Linked DNA regions of Mus musculus: region 2 is linked to region 1. Evidence: chromatin contacts called from ENCODE Hi-C or POLR2A ChIA-PET data. All regions are on one chromosome and are shown on one strand. The core of a region is the stretch at or near the end of the contact, and the rest is flanking DNA. Distances in the headings are between cores, read along the strand shown. Region 1 holds the start of 5031439G07Rik (RIKEN cDNA 5031439G07 gene). Region 2 overlaps Nup50 (nucleoporin 50).

The links. Hi-C counts contacts between places; a loop is a spot of excess contacts on that map. ChIA-PET counts read pairs that join two places held with the same protein, here RNA polymerase II (POLR2A).
Region 2: a loop to region 1 is called in a map of left cerebral cortex, with 2.8 times the contacts of the local background. The contact joins the enhancer-like site here to the promoter of 5031439G07Rik in region 1. A Hi-C loop is called at or near these places in 6 of 37 maps with a recorded cell type or tissue (CH12.LX, Patski, heart and 1 more). POLR2A ChIA-PET finds 5 or more read pairs at or near these places in 4 of 5 experiments (Patski and embryonic stem cell).

The regions. Positions count from the first base shown.
Region 1 is chr15:84,985,644-84,990,040 of GRCm38, forward strand. It overlaps 5031439G07Rik (RIKEN cDNA 5031439G07 gene), which reads right to left and starts at 2,328. Exons shown (of 10, transcript NM_001033273.3): 1 at 1,966-2,328. The coding sequence starts at 2,029. It overlaps Gm39558 (a long non-coding RNA gene), which reads left to right and starts at 2,392. Exons shown (of 4, transcript XR_875533.1): 1 at 2,392-2,489; 2 at 3,512-3,813; 3 at 3,903-4,017.
Region 2 is chr15:84,940,412-84,944,808 of GRCm38, forward strand. Nup50 (nucleoporin 50) reads left to right here. Exons shown (of 8, transcript NM_016714.2): 8 at 1-2,552. 5031439G07Rik (RIKEN cDNA 5031439G07 gene) reads right to left here. Exons shown (of 10, transcript NM_001033273.3): 10 at 3,525-4,397. Among named protein-coding and RNA genes, the nearest start is that of Mir1249, 9.0 kb to the right of the region's middle. Within about 2 kb of position 2,612, at least 1 of the 3 ENCODE cell types and tissues checked has a DNase peak (open chromatin) inside an H3K27ac peak, as active enhancers do; it is left cerebral cortex, where a contact is called at or near this core.

The DNA of each region.
Region 1 (4,397 bases), core at 1,078-3,577:
CTACAGTCGCGCCAGTTGTCTAGGACAGAGGAGACAGGGCTATGTGACGGGTGTGGAGGATGGATTCCTGGCAATAGCTAGGAGCTGAGACTCAAAGGAGAACTTACAGTGTCTGAGGAGCAAGTGAGTAGGAGCAGCTTCCCAGGCAGAGGAAACACCGGCACACACTGCCTTCCAGAACGTCAAAACACTAGAGTCTAAGAACTAGGTAATGGAGGAAGCCTATAAGAGGACACTGAAGACTGGGAGAAGTGATGACCTGGTCACTGTATGAGCTAACAGGTCCAGCAGGCCTGGCTGGGGATGTGGCAAAGCCCTGGGGCCAGAAGAGCCAGCAGTTAGCCAGCTGTGCCACTTCCTCATTGGGTGCCCCTGAACAGGGCTCCTTATGGCTGACAGATTATATTCCTGCTTGGCAAAAGTGGTACTGTGTTAGAGTTGAACTGACAGAGCGTGCACGGAGCACCTAGAGTGTAGTGAGTCCTAGGTAAGGCTGAGTTCTGGGATTATTCGTTGCTCTTAGGGAAAGACCCTGAAGGCTGTCTAGGAGTAGAGACTATATTATAACAGACATGATGATGCTTTCTGGTCAGGGACCACAAAGGTGTGTGCAGAGAGGAGTGTGAAGGAGCTACCTGGAGCTGCAGAGGTCACAGGGCTGAGGGGCTTACAACAGACGGTTGCCCAGACCCTCCCCAATTCAGACATTCTGTGCCAGGTTGACAGCTGGCCCTAACAGGTGGGCACCCAGTAGGTGCTCAAATACATGTTTACTGAGTCCATTAATAAGGACACTCTAAATCAGCTACAAACCATTCTCTGGACACCTTTTTGGAGAAAAAAACCCACTAAAATCTGTGTCCTTATCTATACCCCCAGGTGGCTGTACCTGCCTGACAAGAGAACTTTGCTGAGGTGAGCTGGGCTAGACCCTGCTGCCTAAGAAGGCCAGGTGCTAAAAAAGTCTCCTTCAAAAAAAAAAAAAAAAAAAGAATTGAAATTCACTTCTGCTTTTCACAGAGCCTCCCGGGCGTGGCCTACCAAGGGACCCTGAGTTCCAGGTGTTACCCTCTCCCTCTGCTACTGTGGTCCTACCAGGGTACCAGGGTACACTTCCACTTTGGAGCACTGACAGGATCTAGAAGGCTGTTACTTCCCTCAAAGAGAACTCAAGCCCTGACAGGGAGGTGGGGGTGAGGGGACACAACATAGAATGAAGTCATTCCTTACATGAAGAAGGGAGGGGTCTTTTTTTTTTTTTTTAGAGAAAATGACAAGCCCAAGATTATAGGGGAGGGGGTTTCTGCCACATGGTTCTGGGCAAATGTATCAGTTATGCATTACCTCACATCCAAGACGACCCCACCCACACCTCCCAGGCCCTTTCAAACAATGAGACACCCCCACCCCACCCAGCAGCTGAATGACTCCTTAGACCAGAATCACACCCGGAGAGGCTGTAGCAAATCCCTGATTCCAGTGCTAAGTAGGTGGGTCAAGGGGCAGAGGCCCAACAGGTCCCTTGTAGAGCTAATGGACAAGAGGACCTTTAGGTGCAGAAAGACAAAGGCTACAGCAATCAAGAGCCGCGGTCTTCCATGTGGGCTGGGGAATGTGGTCAGGGCACACTGCCTTGAACTCTGAACTCAAGGGCCTCCCAAAATCTCACGCCCACACTCCCTGCAGCAGCAGTGGGGCCCCCAGATCTTCCAGGAGAAGGAAGAAGAGTTAAGGAACCACGAAGAGGAAGAAGGAGCTGGGACAGATATCCTGGCGGTCAGAGGAAGATAGGGACGCGGAGACACAAGGATCGGGGTTCTGTGGTACCAAAAAGACACTGAGACTTGGGGTCCCGAAAGACAGAGCCCAGGGCGGTGGGGATGCACGGAGGGCAAGGAGCACAGGGGGACTAGCGGAGGTGGACTCGCGCGGACACTCACGCGCGCGCCCGTCCCCGTCACTCACCCAGGCCGCAGACCTCACGGCGCAGGCTAAGGCGTCCGCGCTCCTCGGCTATGGCGCGCAGCATGTGCTGCAACGAGCGCTCCTCCGCTTCGCTGCTGTCCACGGACTCCCGGGAGGCGGCCGGCCCAGCCCGGAGCCCCGCGGGCGCGGACGCCGAGGCACAGGCCCTGCCCGGCGGCCGCGCGGAGGCCATGCCGGGCCCCGGCTCATCGCCCGCGCCGCGCCCGCGGGGGCCACCGACACGCCCCGCCGCCCGTGCCCCGCTGCCGCCCGCCGCGAGCACCAGTGAAGCCACAATCCGCTTTTGTGTGCGTCGCCGCCGCCGCCGTCGCCACCGCCGACCTCGGAGCACAGCGGAGCACTGCGATCCTCAGCTCCGCCACCGCCCGCCCGCGCGCGCTCGACACCGCCCAGGCCCCACCCCCGACGCGGGCCCGCCCCCAAACCCGCCCTTTCCCCGCCCCCGACACGCAAAGGCCCTGCCTCATACTCCTAAAACTCCGCCCAGATCTCTGGGCAAGGCGGTGAGTCGTCCCTGGTCCTGGCCCCGCCTACTTCCTTGCGACCAGCTGCTGCCAACTTCAAAAGCCCATCGCGTCCTCGCTCCAACCTGTCGCGTGACGTTCTCGTCATCTCATTCCCACACCTTCCTTGGCCTGCTGACCTTCCCTGCTGCCCGTGTTCCCCAACCCTGAGTCCACTTTCTCCCGCCCCCCGCCCCCCCTCCAGTAGAGTCACGCCTCTGAGCCGCCCCCTCTGCGCCTCACTGATTTTGCGCTTTGTCACCGCCCTGTGCATTCCCTGAAGCCTCCAGCACACCAGCTCTGCTTATTTCTGTCTGAACCTTCCAAGTAGGTTCTGCTAAAAACTTGCTTCACAAAACTCAACAAGAAGTTACCACCTCCTTTCGGAGGTCTCCTGGGACGCCTCAGTTTCCTCTGCTGAACACTTAGGAAAAGGGGTCAGAGAGTTGCTTCCTGTCTTAGCTCCTGTGCTGACTAGAGGCCAGAGGTGGATCAGATCAGCTTGCATGTGATCCTAATTAAAGGCCAAGGTCCAGCTGGGCATCCATCCCTGTGCTAAAAGAGGAAGATGCAGGGAGCAGCCGCCAGAAGCCACGTTCTGAACTCACTCGGTGGTCCTTTCCCAGGACCAGGGTAGGTGACCATGCACTGCTGGTCTCAGCCAGTTACATTTCCAGTGTCAAATTCTCACAATCATGCTAAGCATAAAGTTCTGTCTGCCCCGACTCTTCTTCACCCTGTCTGGGATACCCTTCTCCTAGTCTCCTGTCTCCTTTGGATCCCAGTGTCCTCCAATACATTTCCTCAAAAACAAACAAACTATATCTTGCCTGCCTCCTGTTCTATTATTCCTAGGCACAGCATCCTTACCACTCCCCTGACATCACACTGCATAGCTGTAGGAGGCGTCTCAGAAAACCAGCCCCTTTCCCTTGGGCTTCCCAGTCCTCAGAATGGTTTAAGCCTCCCGTCTGTGACATTGCACCATGGCAGCTCTAACTAAGACACTGTGTATTCCTCAGGCCTGGCTTCTGACAACTGTATTCCCAGCGCCCAATAAATGCAGGCTGTGTGATGGAGACTGGAGAGAGGCCTGCTGAGGAAGATTGTCTCTAAGGAAGGTGGGGTGGGACCACAAGGTGTGGAAACCACTCCAGAGCAGGAAATTGGCAGCTTTGGCATACTGTTCAAGCCTTACCTGGGATTTGTACCGCTCCCCTGAGATGCTCAGGGTAGGGCTTGAGTGACTAATTCCATGGTCCCAGAGCAGTGGTTCTCAACCTTCCTGATGCTGGGACCCTTCAATACATTTCCTTGTTTTATGGTGAGCCCCAACCATAACTTACTTTTGTAGCCACTTCATATCTAATTTTACTAGTTATAAATCATAATATAAATATCTGTGTTTTCCAGTGGTCTAGGGTGACCCCCATGAAAGGATCATTGAACCCCACAATGGGAGCTGAAATGACACACAGGTTGAAAACCATAGTCCTAGAGTCAGGCACAGGAGGGACTCTGTAAAAAGGTACGTATCTCGGAAATTACTGGCCTTTGTCTCCTCTCCCCTGGGCCTGTGGCCCCATCTATTAATGAGGACCCGGTGTGAAAATTGAGGTGACAAGCTGTGAGTCTGGAGAACTGAAGTTTGGCTGTGAGAACGAGGGAAGGGACCAGCCCTCAGACAGCATATGTGAGGTCTTAGACTGGCAGTGGTACTCTTCTCTGTTTCCAGGGAAACCGCATCACTGCCTACACATCCACAGTGCCGGGCTGTTGTTTGAAACCCTTGCTGCTCCAACACCATAATCACCTTTGGGGCTCCCCTCCCCTGGGGAGCCTTCTGAGGAGCTTGGCCAAAGCATTATGTCCTTAGCCACTTCACAATCCCTCTCCCTCGACCCCCAC
Region 2 (4,397 bases), core at 1,362-3,861, 45 kb before region 1:
CCATGGGAAAGACCATGAGTGGTGGCTCGTGGGGAGCTGGCGGTGGACAGACTGGGTCTGGAGTTTATCCATGAGGTGCTCTTACTAGCTTTCCTCCCTAGTTAGCATGGACGGGGGCTGTCAGGAATAATGGATTTTATTAAAAGCACAAATTTGGTAGTGTTTTTATATCATTTCTATACCACAAATAAGCCTTTATTTTAAAAGAAAAAAGTGAAATCGTGCTGAAAAGGGTTGTGTGCTCATGGCCGTTTGTGCCCTGCTGAGCCCTGGTGGGCACAGTCTGAATGGAGTTCTCTCACGAGCCGTGTGCTCATGAGAAGCAAGAGTATGGGAGTGGAAGACGGCTCATTTGGCCCGTAGCTTCAGACAGCAGCATATTATTTGGCGTCTGAAGAAAACATTTTTATCTTTACTTTTTTAAGGATGAGGTATTATTGAGTATGTCCATTTGGAAGAGAGCCATGGTTCTACACGCTGGTCATGTTACCTCAGAGCGGTGAGGTTGCTAATACTAGTATTCTCTGAAGACCAGACATGGGTTAAATTCGAGATTTGATGACGAGCTGGTCATGGTTCCTGTCTAATCCCGGTGCTGGAAAAGCTGAGGCAGGAAGATCATTTGAGTTCACAGCAGCTTGAGCTACTGTAAGACACCTCCCCCACCCCCAATAAAATCAAATAGAATAGAAAGTTTGACTCTTTAAAAGTCCACTTGCATTTCTCATAAAACCATTTGACACTAGGACCAGATCTTGTCTGAAGGCTCAGGGTCAGTACCCAGGGGCGCACACTTGTGTGATCAGGTTCCGACAAAAGCTGGGTGGCACAGTTGCTTTCTTAAAGCTGCCGTGCTAGGTGGGATGAAACCTGGTTAACTTTTATTTTCACATGGGTCTTAGTCTCACTATGTAACCCTGGCTAGCCTTGAACTCAGATCCACCTGCCTCTGCCTCCTGAGCCCAGAGATGTTCTTGAGGTGGGGTGACAGTGCTCTGTGCATTTTGGCACGTATCTGCAGATGCATGTTTGTGCTTCTTGGGCTGTGGACCTAAGGAGATGCTGTGCGGTTTGGTTTGGTTTTGCCTTGTAGCATGGAGAATTGGTTCCTAGCAAGCAGGTTGCTGCTTCTGTTGGCCCTGGCCCTGGCTTCTTCACATTGGGCTTCCCAGCTTTCCAAAGATGAAACAAGGGGTGTGCATTTCAGAACAGTACTGTGTAGCCACGTGCCTGTGGGGCTGACACGTGTCAAACTCACAGGCACTTTCAGGAACTTGTCTCTTCATGGTGGCAGTGCTCTGTGAGCATCTGCCCATGCCTTGAATATTTACCAAAAGAATAAAAGCAAAAAAGATCATGACTGGACTGCCTTCTAGAGCTCCCCGGCCAATTTCAGTTGTAAATTAGTGAGGGTGGCTTGCTTTTTTTTCTAACATTCCAGCAATTTGCTGCTAAAGACTATCACTTTTGGAAACAAGAATTACAGGGGAGATGTGTGGGGTGTGACTGTAACTCGGTGTCTTGTCTTTATGCTTTAGGAGCTAGCTCATTGCATCTGACCTGAGTATGGGAATCACTATGAAGTCTGAGTGTCACAGGGAGGCCCCCGGAGGGCACTCTGTTCTTCTTCCACTGTGTGTGTAGCTGGTTCCAACCCATGGCTTAAACTTCATTTATGGTTTAACGTGTTAGAAACTTGCATCTTGTCTGTTTAATGTGAACTGAGGTGTGTATCTCCAGTTTGAAAATCTCACGTTGTGTCTTACATTTGCCTGAAGGAAGTGTGTGTTCTCTGTGGTCAGGGTGCATCTGGCAGATGCTAAGCCTGGGCCTTCCCACACTATAGCTCACACTATGACACATTCCCAGCCCTGCCATGTCCTCCTCAGAGAGCCACACTGTACAGGCTGTGTCTGTGTCAGTGACAGGTCCGACTGTTGGTGGGCTGATGCTCTGTTTTACCATTTCAGTTCTGAATCCTGTTTTTTTACATGCTGTGTGCCAAAAACCAAAACAAACCAACAACAACAACAAAAAAAATACCTCCTATGGCATAGAGGGGAATTCACCTTGCTGTCAGGGAAAGCCGTTTCCCTACCTTTTGAACATTACGAAGTCTGTTCTTGCCAGTTTCTTCATTATGTTACTATCTCTGAAGATGAGAAACAGCCCCTTGAGGCTGCAGAGTACCCACTTAGACCACTGGAGTGGGATTTTAAGGAGATGGCCTGCTCTGTCACTTGTAGGTGAGGTTGGGAGTTCTTCAGGGCGTCTTTCTAGCCACATGCTCTGTACACAGCCACCAAGTGCTCTCCAGAAGCAATCACAAGCCTGAGGACTGTCCCTTAACACAGATTTGTAAAAGTGACGTCAGACTTCGTAGCCAGCACATGGAGTGATCCGCCTTCTACTCGGAACGGGAACTTGTTTTCTCCAGCTAAAATACTTGAATTGTCAGGCAGTGTAATCTCAGTGTGTGTTAGCTTTTGAATGAGCCTTTAAGGAAGTGTAACAATCCATGAAATGTGAATAAATGGAAAGTTGAAAAACCAGCGTTGGGTACTGTTCTGTTCTGTGATATTCTTGGCAGATCAGTGGGGAAAGCAGCACACAGTAGTGTGCACAGACGGATCTGAAGTGGGGGCTGACCAGCTGACTGGGATGTAGGGTGAGCAGCTTGAAGCTTGGCCCGGGCCTGCCTGCACTGGATTACAGTCGGCTGCAGAGCCAGAGCCCTGTTCTAGGCAGGCAGTCCTCCAGCCTCAGACAAATTCCAGCTGGGAGAGGTTAGCTTTCTTCTTCAGAAGTAAGTTATTCATACTAGATTCTTGTTCATTCCGTGATGTACTTACTGGAGTTGTGTTCAGATTCTAAAGTTTCCTAAGAGACACTGCATTATCTGAGTTATAAGGTGTTTTCCTGGTTAGGGGAAAAAAGCTAAAAGGCTGTCCCCGGGGTTCCGAACTGTGAGATTCATAAGTTATAGGTGCTTGCTGAAGAGCAAGATTGTCCCTGAGCCATTAGGGAGACAGACTGATCTGGTGTGGACCCCCAGTGTAACCCTGGAGCTTCCAGTGCCAGAGGTTCATAGAAATTAGAGCTGACAGCTTTTGGGGACCCCGCCCTAAGCCCACTCAGGTCAAGGCCAGTCTTTGATACAGTGGTTTTTGTATAATCACACTACTACTAGTCATTGTATGTGAACGGATGACGCGCTGCACAGCTGTGATCAGCCAGCACTGGCTGGCAGACTCCCTCCCTGTAACTCCCAGATAGAGCCATGACTCCATGCCCGTTAGCACATCCTAGGAGGAGATGGCAGTGACCACCAGCATTCCCAGGAACTATGACAACCTCTCATGACCGTGAGGAACCTCGCAGTCACTGGACCTGAAGGGATGTATTGGGTTTACCTTCTCTTTGAAGATCCCAAGCCCTGGCAAACGGGGGTGACATGGCTTGCTGGGGGACCAGGGCCACATGGCCCTTTCCATCACCCCCACTGAATCACTGGACTTCATTGGTTTCTAGAATTGGCTTAAGTCTTTTGAGTAAAATTGTTTATTCAAAATATAATCAAAGTTCACCAGAAACAATGGTTATTTCAAACTGAGCAACCTAATTGCTTTATTAAAGTCAGAGTCCAAAATGAAAGAGCCATCCACATAGAAGAGAGAAAAGTTTTGATGGCCCACTGGCTTCCATGAGGCTGTAGGAGGCAAGTGAGTGACACTTAAGAACAGGAACATTCATCGCCCATCCCCAAAGCAAGCTTCTCCTTCCTCACATTTCCCAGCTTCCTTCCCTTTAACAAGCACAAAGTCTGATGTCTCCAGTTGACATGGGCATATACAGTGAGCTACAGAGACTGCATTATTTTACACTCCTCTCTTCTACATACGTTCTGGAAGGTTTTCCTTTCCGGGGAACATTCTCTTCCAGGCTGACAGCGGCTCCTTACAGGTATGTATGAGTCAGGATAAAAGACCTGAGAGCAGAACTGCCCTCCCAAGGCAGCTGGGAGACGGAAGGCCAGCAGGGCAGCCAGCTTCCAGAGCAGAGGCTTCAGGCCACTTGAAAGGGCTACCCAGTGATGTGGATAGCAAGGGGGCATGGGTTTCCTGCCAAGCCGCTGCCTCCTTCCCACCTCCTTGTAGTTGTAGCAGTTCAGAAAAACCCTCCTGGTCTGGTGTTCCTAGGGTAGTGACTGGCTCCTTACTATATGTCCCCTCAGTCTCCCTTTCTCTGTCTCCACTGCAGGTCTAACCCCGGGGTATACAGTATATTAGGACCTATTCTTTGTGACATAAGTCATTTGGCATGTTTTAGAAACCCATTTGCATGGAAGGTGGCTATATTTCTGACCCGTGATGATTACAGGCCCTAGAAAGAGCCAG